Linked DNA regions of Homo sapiens: all the other regions are linked to region 3. Evidence: read pairs that join two places in POLR2A ChIA-PET (ENCODE). Cell type or tissue: GM12878. All regions are shown on one strand. Region 1 overlaps ACTN4 (actinin alpha 4). Region 2 has its middle 17 kb from the start of FBXO27. Region 3 has its middle 11 kb from the start of HNRNPL.

Evidence for each region. Peaks named below come from ENCODE experiments on the same cell type or tissue, not always from the same donor. Only the 100,000 strongest peaks of a DNase experiment are listed, where the experiment ranks them.
Region 1: POLR2A ChIA-PET joins it to region 3 with 6 read pairs; 8 of 35 experiments call an interaction of 5 or more read pairs at or near these places.
Region 2: POLR2A ChIA-PET joins it to region 3 with 7 read pairs; 2 of 35 experiments call an interaction of 5 or more read pairs at or near these places.

The regions. Positions count from the first base shown.
Region 1 is chr19:38,665,031-38,669,030 of GRCh38, forward strand. All of the region lies in intron 1 of ACTN4 (actinin alpha 4), which reads left to right. Among named protein-coding and RNA genes, the nearest start is that of ACTN4, 19 kb to the left of the region's middle. RefSeq lists enhancers at 59-748, 749-1,438, 1,079-1,373, 1,439-2,128, 2,967-3,046 and silencers at 1,079-1,373, 1,699-1,993. In GM12878, no CTCF peak of the experiment used is centred here; no DNase peak of the experiment used is centred here; H3K4me3 peaks cover 421 bases; H3K27ac peaks cover 1,958 bases.
Region 2 is chr19:39,013,791-39,017,790 of GRCh38, forward strand. It overlaps a transcript of FBXO27 not described here. Among named protein-coding and RNA genes, the nearest start is that of FBXO27, 17 kb to the right of the region's middle. In GM12878, no CTCF peak of the experiment used is centred here; a DNase peak (open chromatin) is centred at 2,427.
Region 3 is chr19:38,858,605-38,862,604 of GRCh38, forward strand. No RefSeq gene overlaps it. Among named protein-coding and RNA genes, the nearest start is that of HNRNPL, 11 kb to the left of the region's middle. RefSeq lists a silencer at 1,546-1,714. In GM12878, no CTCF peak of the experiment used is centred here; a DNase peak (open chromatin) is centred at 2,403.

The DNA.
Region 1 (4,000 bases), 190 kb before region 3:
GCAGCTCAGATGTCACTGGGATTCGCAGTACCACAGGCTGTCCCTGGGCCCAAGCAGTTAGCTAGCTGCACCCCGGGAGGGGGTGTTGAGAGCACTGAAGCTCCTGTGGGAGAGTGCCTTTGACATCCCCCACTCCCCACTGCCCAGAACTAGGAGGTAGTGAAAGGTGTCAGTGGCAAGAAGGCTGGGCCAGAGCATGGAGGGAGGCCGACCTGGGCTCCACACCCACCTCCTCCACCACCGGCTGGCTGTGCGACCCTGGGCAGGTGGCGGGGGTTAAGCCTCAGTGTCCTTCTTTGAAAAGGGGCATCATCCTATCCTCAGTTTGAGGATTAGACGTGATAGTGCGCAGGAAGCACTCTGGTGCCTGGTACATTGTAAGTGCTCAATAAATGCAGCTTCCCAAAATGATTTCAATGGCACATGGTCCTGCATCCAGGTGGGATCTGCTACTTGAGTCTCCCCCTCAAAGGGGCCTGCTGAAATACGCAGCTCAGTGGGAAACCAAAACATACACCCCTTTCCTCCAGTGCTCCCCAGGAAGCGCCAAGTCCTGAGCCCAGCCAGCAACTTCGAAGAAGTGCCCTCCAACAAGTGGCAGTGGGCACTTGAGCAAGTGACTTAACGCAGCCCTCTCCCCAGCCCCTGCATCCATCTGGGCCTCATTATCTGGGAGGTGGCTTCTTGTTTCAGAGTTACAGGCCCTGAACAATTTTGTGTTGGGATGTGCCATAGGCAGTGCCAGGAAGGTTCTTTCATGAGTAATTTAACTTGTTACTAAGTTTGCTATCAGCCGGGGGGCTCTTTCCCCGGGTTCCCTTCTTTCCCTGGGTCCCCTTCCCCGCAAAGCAAAGTCCAACTCAAGTTAGAAACATCCCACAGCCTGGAGTCAGGCTGCCCTCTCTTCAGTTGGTGTGTGATGTAGAAGCAGGAAGGGCTTCCCACTGATAACCCTAAAAATAACTGCCCAGAAATGCTGTCAGATGGGGCCAAGAGGTGCACAGGAGCCTGTGCCCAGCTGCCGACCTGGAACGTGGGACTTTCTAGAGGGCTTGGAGGAGCCCTGCCCCTTCCAGGCCTCTTCCCAACAGTGCTTCTCACGCCTGCTGCTCCATTCCCTTTTCCTCCTTCCTCCCGCGCCCCCCCCTTTCCTGGGGTCACTTCCTGATGCCATTCTTCAACTTCGCCCCTGTCCCCCCCAAAAGCAATCAAATCCACAACCTAATAAGGCAAAAGAATGAGGAGAATGTCCGCCTCCCAGCCTCTCCCCTAACAGGGTGCAGGCCTGAAGCAAATTTGGAAAATGTTACAACGGAGTGACAACCGATGGGGGCTGGGGGTGGGGCGGTGCAGCCTTGTTCAGGAGCTGCCCATTGTTGGCCTGAGGCAGGACCCTAAGGGAAGGCCACCCGGTTTGCGCTTTCCTGATCAGGCTGTTGACACCCTTCTAGCACAAGAAAATGTATGGAAAGTAACTGCCTGAGTCAGCTGCATCTCCAGTTGTGGGATCCACGTGCCAGGAGAACACGAAGTACACACAGGTCCGCAGTGGGAGCCCGCTCGGAGACACCTCCCCGCCATCACGGCTGGGACTGTGCATATCCAAACACTTCTTGCCTCTGAGATGAGCAGTTTTCTTCCCCTTGACTGTGCCAGGGTTCAATTAGCCTGGGCATTAATTAAAACTTGTCAACACTTAGAGTGGGGCCCCCAGAAATCTGTCACCCCTCCTAGATCATTATCCCAGGCTAATCAACCCTCTCTAAGGCAGTTTCCATTCTTGACTTAGTGGGAGGGAGGAACAAGCCCCTCGGTGCTGGGGAGCTCTGGGGGAGGTAGGGACTGACTGGGCCCAACCCACTTTGTTTTGGAAGGTCAAGCTTAGTAATTAACCTGAATGCTTGGGGGAGGGGGTGAAGGAGAAAGAACTGAGTCTAGGGATGTGCCAGGTCTTTCAAATTGCTAATTATCAGCGAGCATGAGGTCATCCGTAAATATATCTAATTCTTTAGCTTGTAATTAAGGTGCTCATTAAAAGTGCAGGGAAGTCTTGTTTTCCTAAAAGGGGAAAAAAACAACAACACAAAAAGTCTTTGTTTTGACCTGACACGATGGCTCAGAACAGGGGGAGGACTCAAGGCACAGGACTAGTTTCCTGCCTTAAAGAGCCTTTACAGGAAATTGACTGCAAACAGTATTGGTGACCCTGCCAAGGAGGCAAACCTAGGGTGATGTCATTGTTCGAAGCTGTCACCGCCAAGCCTCTGGCCTTGGGGCGAGGAGAGTTGGTGGGATTAAAAAATGAGTGTGTGTATGTGTGTGTGTGTTTAGCAGTCTCTAAAGAGGCGAGTCAAGGGAAAATCCTAGCGGGAGAAAAATCACAAGGGGTGGGGGGTGTCTCAGAAATATTCTTAGCTGGGTTCAACTTTCCTCGTTTTTCTAAGTTTAAAAAATCCTCTCTTACTATTTTTGCTCATCAAAATGCTGCTGCTTTTTCAGAGACAGCCTTTTTTGAGCCATTCCCTATTTAGTGTTTTGGGTAATTGGCTGTTACAGTATGGAATTTGTGGCCCAAAGGCAGCGTGGTAAGTTAGACACTAGGTGCACGGTGCCCCATTGTTATGAAGTGTGGAAACTGAGACGCTGGACTAGTCTGATGTATCTGTTTCTTCCACCAAAAAAAAAAAAAAACCATTTTGGAGAACTACCCAATGCCAGTGACTTGGCATCTCTGAGTCGCTAATCTTCCCATGTGCCTCCAGGAACCGTCTGGAGCGTCCCTGAAAAAAGGACAAGGTTTGTATCTTGTCATTTTTCCTCTGGCTGGAAGTCTAAGAGGTATAAACACAGTCTTAAAATGAAAGCAACAAAAATAAACTCAAAGCAGCCCTGCGTGAAGGCATTAATGCAAAATATGCAAGCTGGCTTCCTATTTATACGGCGGAAGGCAGTCAGAAGAGCCAGGCCTGGTTAAGGAAGGAGTTATGTCTCTGGAGGTGCCTGTTCCTTAGAATTACAAATAAACCCTGGGTGATTACTCAGATGAGGTTGTAATGTGGTGTCTCATTTCATGCTTTGCACAGTCCAGTTTCTTGATGGAACCAACGGCCTCTGAAATGCTAATGCAGGATCAGGATACAGTTAGAGTGCCCCCCTTCCTGTGCCCCTCCTAACATCCTAACAGCTTTAGAAGGAAGTTTGAAGATTAAACAGGAGAGCCATGTAAGTTTCCTGTGATCCTAGATCCTGTGATTTGTTAATATTCTTTCTCTTCAATCCACCTGACATTTACCCAGATACCATATTAGGCTTGGAGATACAACAAGAAAGAAAACCAACCCAACCCTGTCCTTAAAGAAAAGATGGACGATGAAGGGCCAGGCGCAGTGGCTCACTCCTGTAATCCCAGCACTTTGGGAGGCCAAGGCGCACAGATCACGAGGTCGGGAGTTTGAGACCATCCTGGCCAACATGGTGATACCCCGTCTCTACTAAAATACAAAACATTAGCTGGGCATGGTGGTGCGCGCCTGTAGTCCCAGCTACTCAGGAGGCTGAGGCAGGGGAATTGCTTGAACCTGAGAGGCGGAGGTTGCAGTGAGCCGAGGTCGTGCCACTGCACTCCAGCCTGGCAAGAGAGTGAGACTCCATCGCAAAAAAAGAAAAAAGAAAAAAAGAAAAGATGGACAATGAATTGCATGATGGAAGTGAACAGTGTTAGGGCGATATGCAGATGTAAATGTGGTCTTGTTTTACTGCTCACTGACTTACTGAAGTAAACCCATTGACTTCGCCTTCATGGGTTTGAAAAGGGTTTTTCCAATGTGCTCTGTGTGTCTCGGAGCTCAGGTGTTCAGAGCTGCCTCCCTTATAAATCGACCTCCAGGAGAGTTGTGTGTTTGGTTCTTGGTGTATGGTTTCGTAGGCTCCCCAGGGCTGAGGAGTCACCTTGGGATCCAGCTTTTTTTCTTTTTTCGAGACAGTCTCTCCCTGTCGCCCA
Region 2 (4,000 bases), 160 kb after region 3:
ATCACGAGGTCAGGAGATCGAGACCATCCTGGCTAATACGGTGAAACCCCGTCTCTACTAAAAATACAAAAAATTAGCCGGGTGTGGTGGTGGGCGCCTGTAGTCCCAGCTACTCGGGAGGCTGAGGCAGGAGAATGGCGTGAACCTGGGAGGCAGAGCTTGCAGTGAGCTGAGATCACGCCACTGCACTCCAGCCTGGGGGAGACAGTGAGACTCCGTCTCAAAAAACAAAAAGAAGCCCTTTCCTGTGGGCATTTTTATGTGATCCAGATGGTCCAGTCAGCATCCATGATGTTTTCAGTTTAGGTCCCACGGAGGGTGCCCTAAGTCTGCAATGGTCTCATAGTCGAAGTGCTGTTCCTGGAGTGTGCGCCCGTTTTTAATTTAGCACAGCACATGCTGAGACTGAAACAGCACAGAGCAGACAGCAGTATCAGGTTTTGGCTTACAGTCAGGTCCAGGCCAGTAGGATCTGTGAATTCAGGAAGCCACAAGTCAGTGGCTGTTCTTTGGCAGCAGCAAAGCCAAGATGCTGCAGGCTAGAAGGTTCTGTTTCAAGTGCAAGTGACAAACAAGGCTTTCCTAAGCCTTTTTACCTCGTCAATCTTAGAGCTGGAATTGGTGCACTCAAAAACACGCACGGGCTGGATGCAGTGGCTTGTGCCTGTAATCCCAGCACTGTGGGAGGCTGAGGCGAGAGGATTGCTTGAGCACAGGAGTTCAAGACCAGCCCAGGCAACATAGTGAAACTGTGTCTCTACAAAAAAAAAGAAAAAAAAATTAAAATTAACTGGGCGTGGAGGTGGGCACCTGTAGTCCCAGTTACTTGGGAGGCCGAGGTGGGAGGATCGCTTGAGCCCAGGAGGTCGAGGCTGCAGTGAGCCATGACTGCATCATTGTACTCCAGCTTGGGTAACAGAGTAAGACCCTGTCTAAAAACAAAAAAACAAACAAACAAACAAACAAAAATGCATACCTTCAAGAAAAAGAGAAGACAACCACAGACCGGGAGAAGGGATTTGCAGAAGACATATCTGATAAAGGACTATTATTCAAAATGTACAAAGAACTCTTAAAACTCATCAATAAGGGTGGTGTGTGCCTGTAATCCCAACTACTTGGGAGGCTGAGGCAAGAGAATCACTTGAACCTGGAAGATGGAGTTTGCAGTGAGCCGAGATCACGCTATTGCACTCCAGCTTGGGCAACAGAGCAAGACTCTGTCTCAAAAAAAAAAAAAAAAGGTTGGGGGCAGTGGCTCACACCTGTAATCCCAGCACATTGGGAGGCCAAAGTGGGTGGATTGCTTGAGTCCAGGAGTTTGAGACCAGCCTGGGCAACGTGGCAAAACCCCCTCTCTACAAAAAAATAAAAAAACATTAGTTGAATGTGGTGGTGTGCCCTTGTGGTCTCAGCTACTTGGGAAGCTGAGGCAGGAGGATGGCTTGAGCCTGGGAGGCAGAGGTTGCAGTGAGCCATGATCACACCACTACACTCCAGCCTGGGTGACAGAGCAAGACTCTGTCTCAAAAAAAAAAAAAAAAAAAAAAAAAAAAAAGGCTGAGTGTGGTGGCTCATGCCTGTAATCCCAGCACTTTGGGAGGCCAAGGCGGGCGGATTGCTTGAGCCCAAGTGTTTGAGACCAACCTGGGCAACAAAGCAAGACCTCATCTTAAAAAAAAAAGTATTAGCCAGGTGTGGTGGCATGCGCCTGTAGTCCCGGCTACTTGGGAGGCTGAGGCAGGAGGCTCGCTTGAGCCCAGGAGTTTTAGGCTGCAGTGAGCCATGGTCTGATCATGCTACTGCACTTCAGCCTCGGCAACAGAGTGAGACCCTGTCTCTAAAAGTGATCTATCAAGCCATGAAAAGACCTGGAGGAACCTTAACTACATATCACTAAGTAAGAGACCAATTAGGTAAGGATACATACTGCATGATTCCATCAATATGACATTCTGGAAAAGGCAAAACTATGGAGTCAATATAAAATCAGTGGTCGGCCAGGCGAGGTGGCTCACGCCTATAATCCCAGCACTTTGGGAGGCTCAGGCGGGTAGATCGTTTGAGGTGAGGAGTTCAAGACCAGCCTGGCTACATGGTAAAACCCCGTCTCAACTAAAAATACAAAAAAATTAGCCAGACGTGGTAGCAGTCACCTGTAATCCCAGCTACTCGGGAGGCTGAGGTGGGAGCATCTCTCGAACCCGGGAGGCGGAGGTTGCAGTGAGCCAAGATCATGCCACTGCACTCTAGCCTGGGTGACAGAGTGAGACTCCATCTCAAAACAAATACAAAACGAAACAAACAAAAAGACCAGTGGTCCTCTGGGGTTGAGGGAGGGAGGAGTGAACTGGTAGAGCACAGAGGACTTTTAGGGCAGTGAAACTAGTCTGTGTGATACCGCAATGGTAGATACATGTCGTTACACATTTGTCCAAATCCAGAGAATGCACGACACCAAGTGTGACCCTAATACAAACTATGGAGTTTGGGTGATAAGGATGTGTCAACATAGGTTCATTGATTATAACATGTACCACTCTGGTGGGGGATGTTGATAGCGGGAAGGGTGTGTGTGTGTGTGTGCGTGAGGGGCTGGGGGAAACGGGATATAGGAGAACTCTGTACTTTCTGCTCAATTTTGCTGTGAACCTAAAACTGCTCTAAAAATAAAGTCTAGGCTGGGCGCGGTGGCTCACGCCTGTAATCCTAGCACTTTGGGAGGCTGAAGTGGGAAGATAACTTGAACTCAGGAGTTCGAGACCAGCCTGGGCAACATAGTGAGACCTTGTCTCTAATTTGAAAAAAAAAAAAAAAAAACCCAAAAGCCAAAAAAACAAAAATTAGCTGGGTGTGGTGGCACACGCACCTGTAATTCCAGCTACTCAAGAAGCTGAGGTGGGAGGATTGCTTGAGTCTAGGAGGTCAAGGATGCAGTGAGATGAGATTGCACTGTTGTACTCTAGCCTGGGCAACAGAGTGAGAACGTCTCAAAAAAAAAAGCATATTAAATAAACGAAACTTTTTCAGACATACAAAAAAATATGCACACCAGGCTGCCTCATCAGCTGCCTTTAAGGGTCCAGCATTTGATTTTAACAAGGGCTTATTAGCAAACTAGAAAGTGTTTTTTAAAACTCTAAAAGTAGCTGGGTGTGGTGGCATGTGCCTGTAGTCCTAGCTACTCAGGAGGCTGAAGCAGGAGGATCATTTGAGCCCAGGAGGTCGAGGCTGCAGTGAGCCATGATCGCGCCACTGCACTCCAGCCTGGGTGAGAGTGTGAGATCCTGCCTCAACAAATAATTTTTTTGCTTTAAAGTGAAACTCCAAAAGTTTATTTCCATCCAGAGATTGCGTCGCTCTTTTTACTGCTTCTTCCTTTCTCCAAAGGCTCCAGTAAGCCAAAATCATGGCAGAAATCATCGTTTACAGACACTGTACTTGTTCTGTTTCCAATACTCAGAGAATTTAAATTCCAATCCTCCCATTGTTGGCAAAAAGCAAGGGATTTGTTTTATACACACACAATGATTTTTGCAGCTTTCCCTAATCCAGATGATCCTCATAGTGTATAGTGCAAGCATAAACATTTTACATTGATTTTAAAAAATCATACGTTTAGGCCAGGTGTAGTAGCTCACGCCTGTAATCCCAGCACTTTGGGAGGCCGAGGAGGGTGGATCACCTGAGGTCAGGAGTTTGAGACCAGCACAGCCAACATAGTGAAACCCTGTCTCAACTAAAAATACAAAAAATTAGCTGGGCATGGTGGCACGTGCCTGTAATGCCACTTACTTGGGAGGCTGAGAATCACTTGAACCTGGGAGGTGGAGGTTACTGCACTCCAGCCTGGGCAACAGCGAGACTGTCTCAAAAAAAAAAAAAATCATACATCTAGATGAAACAGTCACAAAATACAAAGGAGCTTTTCAAATTTCTCCCTTTTTTTTTCTCATTGCAAACCTACTCAAATGTCTATCAATAAATTCAACACTTAATA
Region 3 (4,000 bases):
AGCTGGGATTATAGGCACCTGCCACAATGCCCGGCTAATTTTTGTATTTTTAGTAGAGATGGGGTTTCTGCATGTTGGCCAGGCTGACCTCGAACTCCTGACCTCAGGTGATCCGCCCGCCTCAGCCTCCCAAAGTGCTGGGATTACAGGCGTGAGCCATTGCACCCAGCCAAATATTAACTCTTTTAAAGTGTATGACTGGCTGGGCTGGTGGCTCACACCTATAATCCCAGCTATGTGGGAGGCCGAGGTGGGCAAATCACTGAGGTCAGGAGTTTGAGACCAGCCTGGTCAACATGGCGAAACCACCTCTCTACTAAAAATACAAAAATTAGCCAGGCGTGGTGGTGCACGCCTGTAGTCCCAGCCACTCTGGAGGCTGAAGCACCAGAGTCACTTGAACCTGGGAGGAAGAAGTTTTGTGTGTGTGTGTGTATGTTTGTGTATATGTATGATTGAGTGTTGAGTGGTTTTTAGTATGCTCACATAGTCATGCAACCATCATCACTGTCTGATTCTGGAATATTACCCTCAAAAGGAACTCCATACCCTTTTTTTGTTTTTCGAGACAGAGTCTTGCTCTGTCGCCCAGGCTGGAGTGTAATGGCGTGATCTCGCCGCACTGCAACCTCCGCCTCCTGGTTCAAGCAATTCTCCTGCCTCAGCCTCTGGACTAGCTGGGATTACAGGCGCCCACCACCATACCCCGCTAGTGTTTTGAATTTTTAGTAGAGACGGGGTTTTGCCACGTTGCAATCCGCCCACCTCAGCCTCCCAAAGTGCTAGGATTACAGGCGTGAGCCACTGTGCCCAGCCTCCATATCCTTCAGCAGTCACTCCCCTCAGCCCCCGGCAGCCGCCAATTTACTTTCTGTCTCTATGGATTTGTCTAGTCTGGACATTTCATATTGTAGGGTCCAGCCCTACGGGGCTTAGCAGGTGTTCTCCCCGTGTGCAGAGATGAGAGATGGTAATAAATAAAGACACAAGACAAAGAGATAAAGAGAAAACAGCTGGGCCCGGGAGACCACTACCATCAAGTTGTGGAGACTGGTAGTGGCCCCGAACGGCTGGGCGCGCTGATATTTATTGCATACGAGACAAGGGGGGCAGGGTAAGGAGGGTGAATCCTCTAAGTGATTGATAAGGTGAAGCAAGTCACGTGATCATAGGACGGGGGTGGGGGGCCCTTCCCTTTTAGGTAGCCAAAGCAGAGAGAGAAGGCAGCATACGTCAGCGTTTTCTTCTATGCACTTATAAGAACGATCAAAGACTTTAAGACTTTCACTATTTCTTCTACCGCTATCTACTACCAACTTCAAAGAGGATCCAGGAGTACGGGAGGAACGTGAAAGTGGACAAGGAGCGTGACCTTTGGAGCACAGCACCACAGGGAGGGGTTTAGGCCTCCGGTGACTGCAGGCAGGCCTGGATAATATCCAGCCTTCCAGAAGAAGCTGGTGGAGCAGTGTTCCCTGACTCCTCCAAGGAAAGGAGACTCCCTTTCGCGGTCTGCTAAGTAATGGGCGTCTTCCCAGACACTGGCATTACCGCTTGACCAAGGAGCCCTCAAGCGGCCCTTATGTGGGCGTGACAGAGGGCTCACCTCTTGCCTTCTAGGTCACTTCTCACAATGTCCCTTCAGCACCTGACCCTATACCCACCGGTTATCCTTAGGGTATATTAGTAATGCAACAAAGAGTAATATTAAAAGCTAATGATTAATAATGTTTATAATAATGATTGATAATTGTCCATGATCATCTCTATATCTAATTTGTATTATGACTATTCTTATTCTAACTATTTTCTTTATTATACTGAAACAGTTTGTGCCTTCAGTCTCTTGCCTCGGCACCTAGGTAATCTTTCACCCACATCATATAAATGGAAAAATATAGTATGTAGCCTTTTGTGTCTGATTCTCTTAGCATGTTTTCAAGTTTCACCCATGTTTTTTAAATTAAATTAAATTTTTATTTTTGGGGGACGGAGTTTAGCTCTTGTCGCCCAGGCTGGAGTGCAATGGTGCAATCTCGGCTCACTGCAACCTCTACCTCCAAGGTTCAAGCGATTCTCCTACCTCAGCCTCCCAAGTAGCTGGGACTACAGGCGCCCGCCGCCATGCCCGGCTAATTTTTGTAATTTTAGTAGAGACTGGGTTTTGCCTTGTTGGCCAGGCTGGTCTCTTATCTCCTGACCTTACGATCCGCCTGCCTCGGCCTCCCAAAGTGCTGGGATTACAGGCATGAGCCACTGTGCCCGACCTGCTTTCTTCTTTTTTGTTGTTAAGCCTCCTCCGGCTCCAAGCAGAAATAGCTTCACGGTCTGCTGTGCTTCAGATTGAAAACTCAGACACCCTCAGGGACCAGTGGGGAAAGCCACCCCTTAGAGGAAAGTTTCTCATTTGCATTACGCAGTCCTGACCCTTTCCCTACCTTTCCCCGCCCCCAGCTTCAATCAGGTCTAACTGATATGTGAGAAACCAGACCTTTAAAGTGTACAATTGATGAGTTTTAACTTACATATACACCTGGGAAACCATCACCACAAATCAAGATAGTGACCACAAGGTAAAAACAGTATTCATCATCCCCAGGAAGTGTTTTTGTTTTTTTGTTTTTTGTTTTTTATTTTTTTTTTTGAGATAGTCTTGCTCTGCTATCCAGGCTGAAGTCCAGTGGTGTGATTATAGCTCACTGTGGCTTACTCCCAAGTAGCTGGGACTACAGGTTCCTGCCACCCCATGGCCATTTTATATATATATATATATAATATATATGTATATAAAATATATATATAGTTATATATATACACACTATATATACTATATATTATATATAATAGTTATATATACCATATATTATATATACTATATTATATATAGTATATCATATATAGCATATATTATATATACTATATTATATAGTATCTCATATATAGCATATAATATATACTATATTATATATAGCATATCATATATAGTATATATAATATATACTATATTATATATAGTGTATAATATATACTATATTATATATATATTATATATATAAATATAATTGGGTTTTTTTTTGTTTGTTTTTTTGGTAGAGATGGGGTCTTGCTACGTTACCTCGGCTGATCTCAAACTCCGGGCCTCAGGCAATCCTCCTGCCTCAGCCTCCCAAAATGCTGGGATTACAGTAGTGAGCTACCACACCCACAGAAGTTTTCTTTTCGTTTTTGAGACGGAATTTTGCTCTGTCGCCCAGGCTGGAGTGCAGTGGCATGATCTCAGCTCACTGCAGCCTCCACCTCCTGGGTTCAAGCAATTCTCCTGCCTCGGCCTCCCTAGTAGCTGGGATTACAGACATGCACCACCATGCCCAGCTAATTTTTTTTTTTTTTTTTTTTTGAGATGGAGTTTTGCTCTTGTTGCCCAGGCTGGAGTGCAATGGTGTGATCTCGGCTCACTGCAACCTCCATCTCCCAGGTTCAAGCGATTCTCCTGTCTCAGCCTCCTGAGTAGCTGGGATTACAGGCATGTGCCACCATGCTTGGCTAAATTTTTTTGTATTTTTAGTAGAGACGGGGTTTCTCCATGTTGATTAGGCTGGTCTTGAACTCCTGACTTCAGGTGATCTGCCTGCCTTGGTCTCCCAAAGTGCTGGGATTGCAGGCATGAGCCACCACACCCAGCCGCTAATTTTTATATTTTTAGTAGAGACAGGGTTTCAACATGTTGCCCAGGCTGGTCTTGAATTCCTGACCTCAAGTGATCCCCCTGCCTTGGCCTCCCAAAGTGCTGGGATGGGTGTGAACCACCACGCCTGCAGAAGTTTTCTTGAGCCTCCTTGTAAACCCTCTGTTTTTCACTGTCCCCCGCCCAGTGTTACAGACCACAAGTTCTTGGGATCTGAATGCAACTGAAATTGACTTGAGGCCAAAACAGTTTTCCCAGACAAGACTTCATTGGAGTTTATGCCTGGGTATGAGGGAGACAGCACAAGAGAAAGAG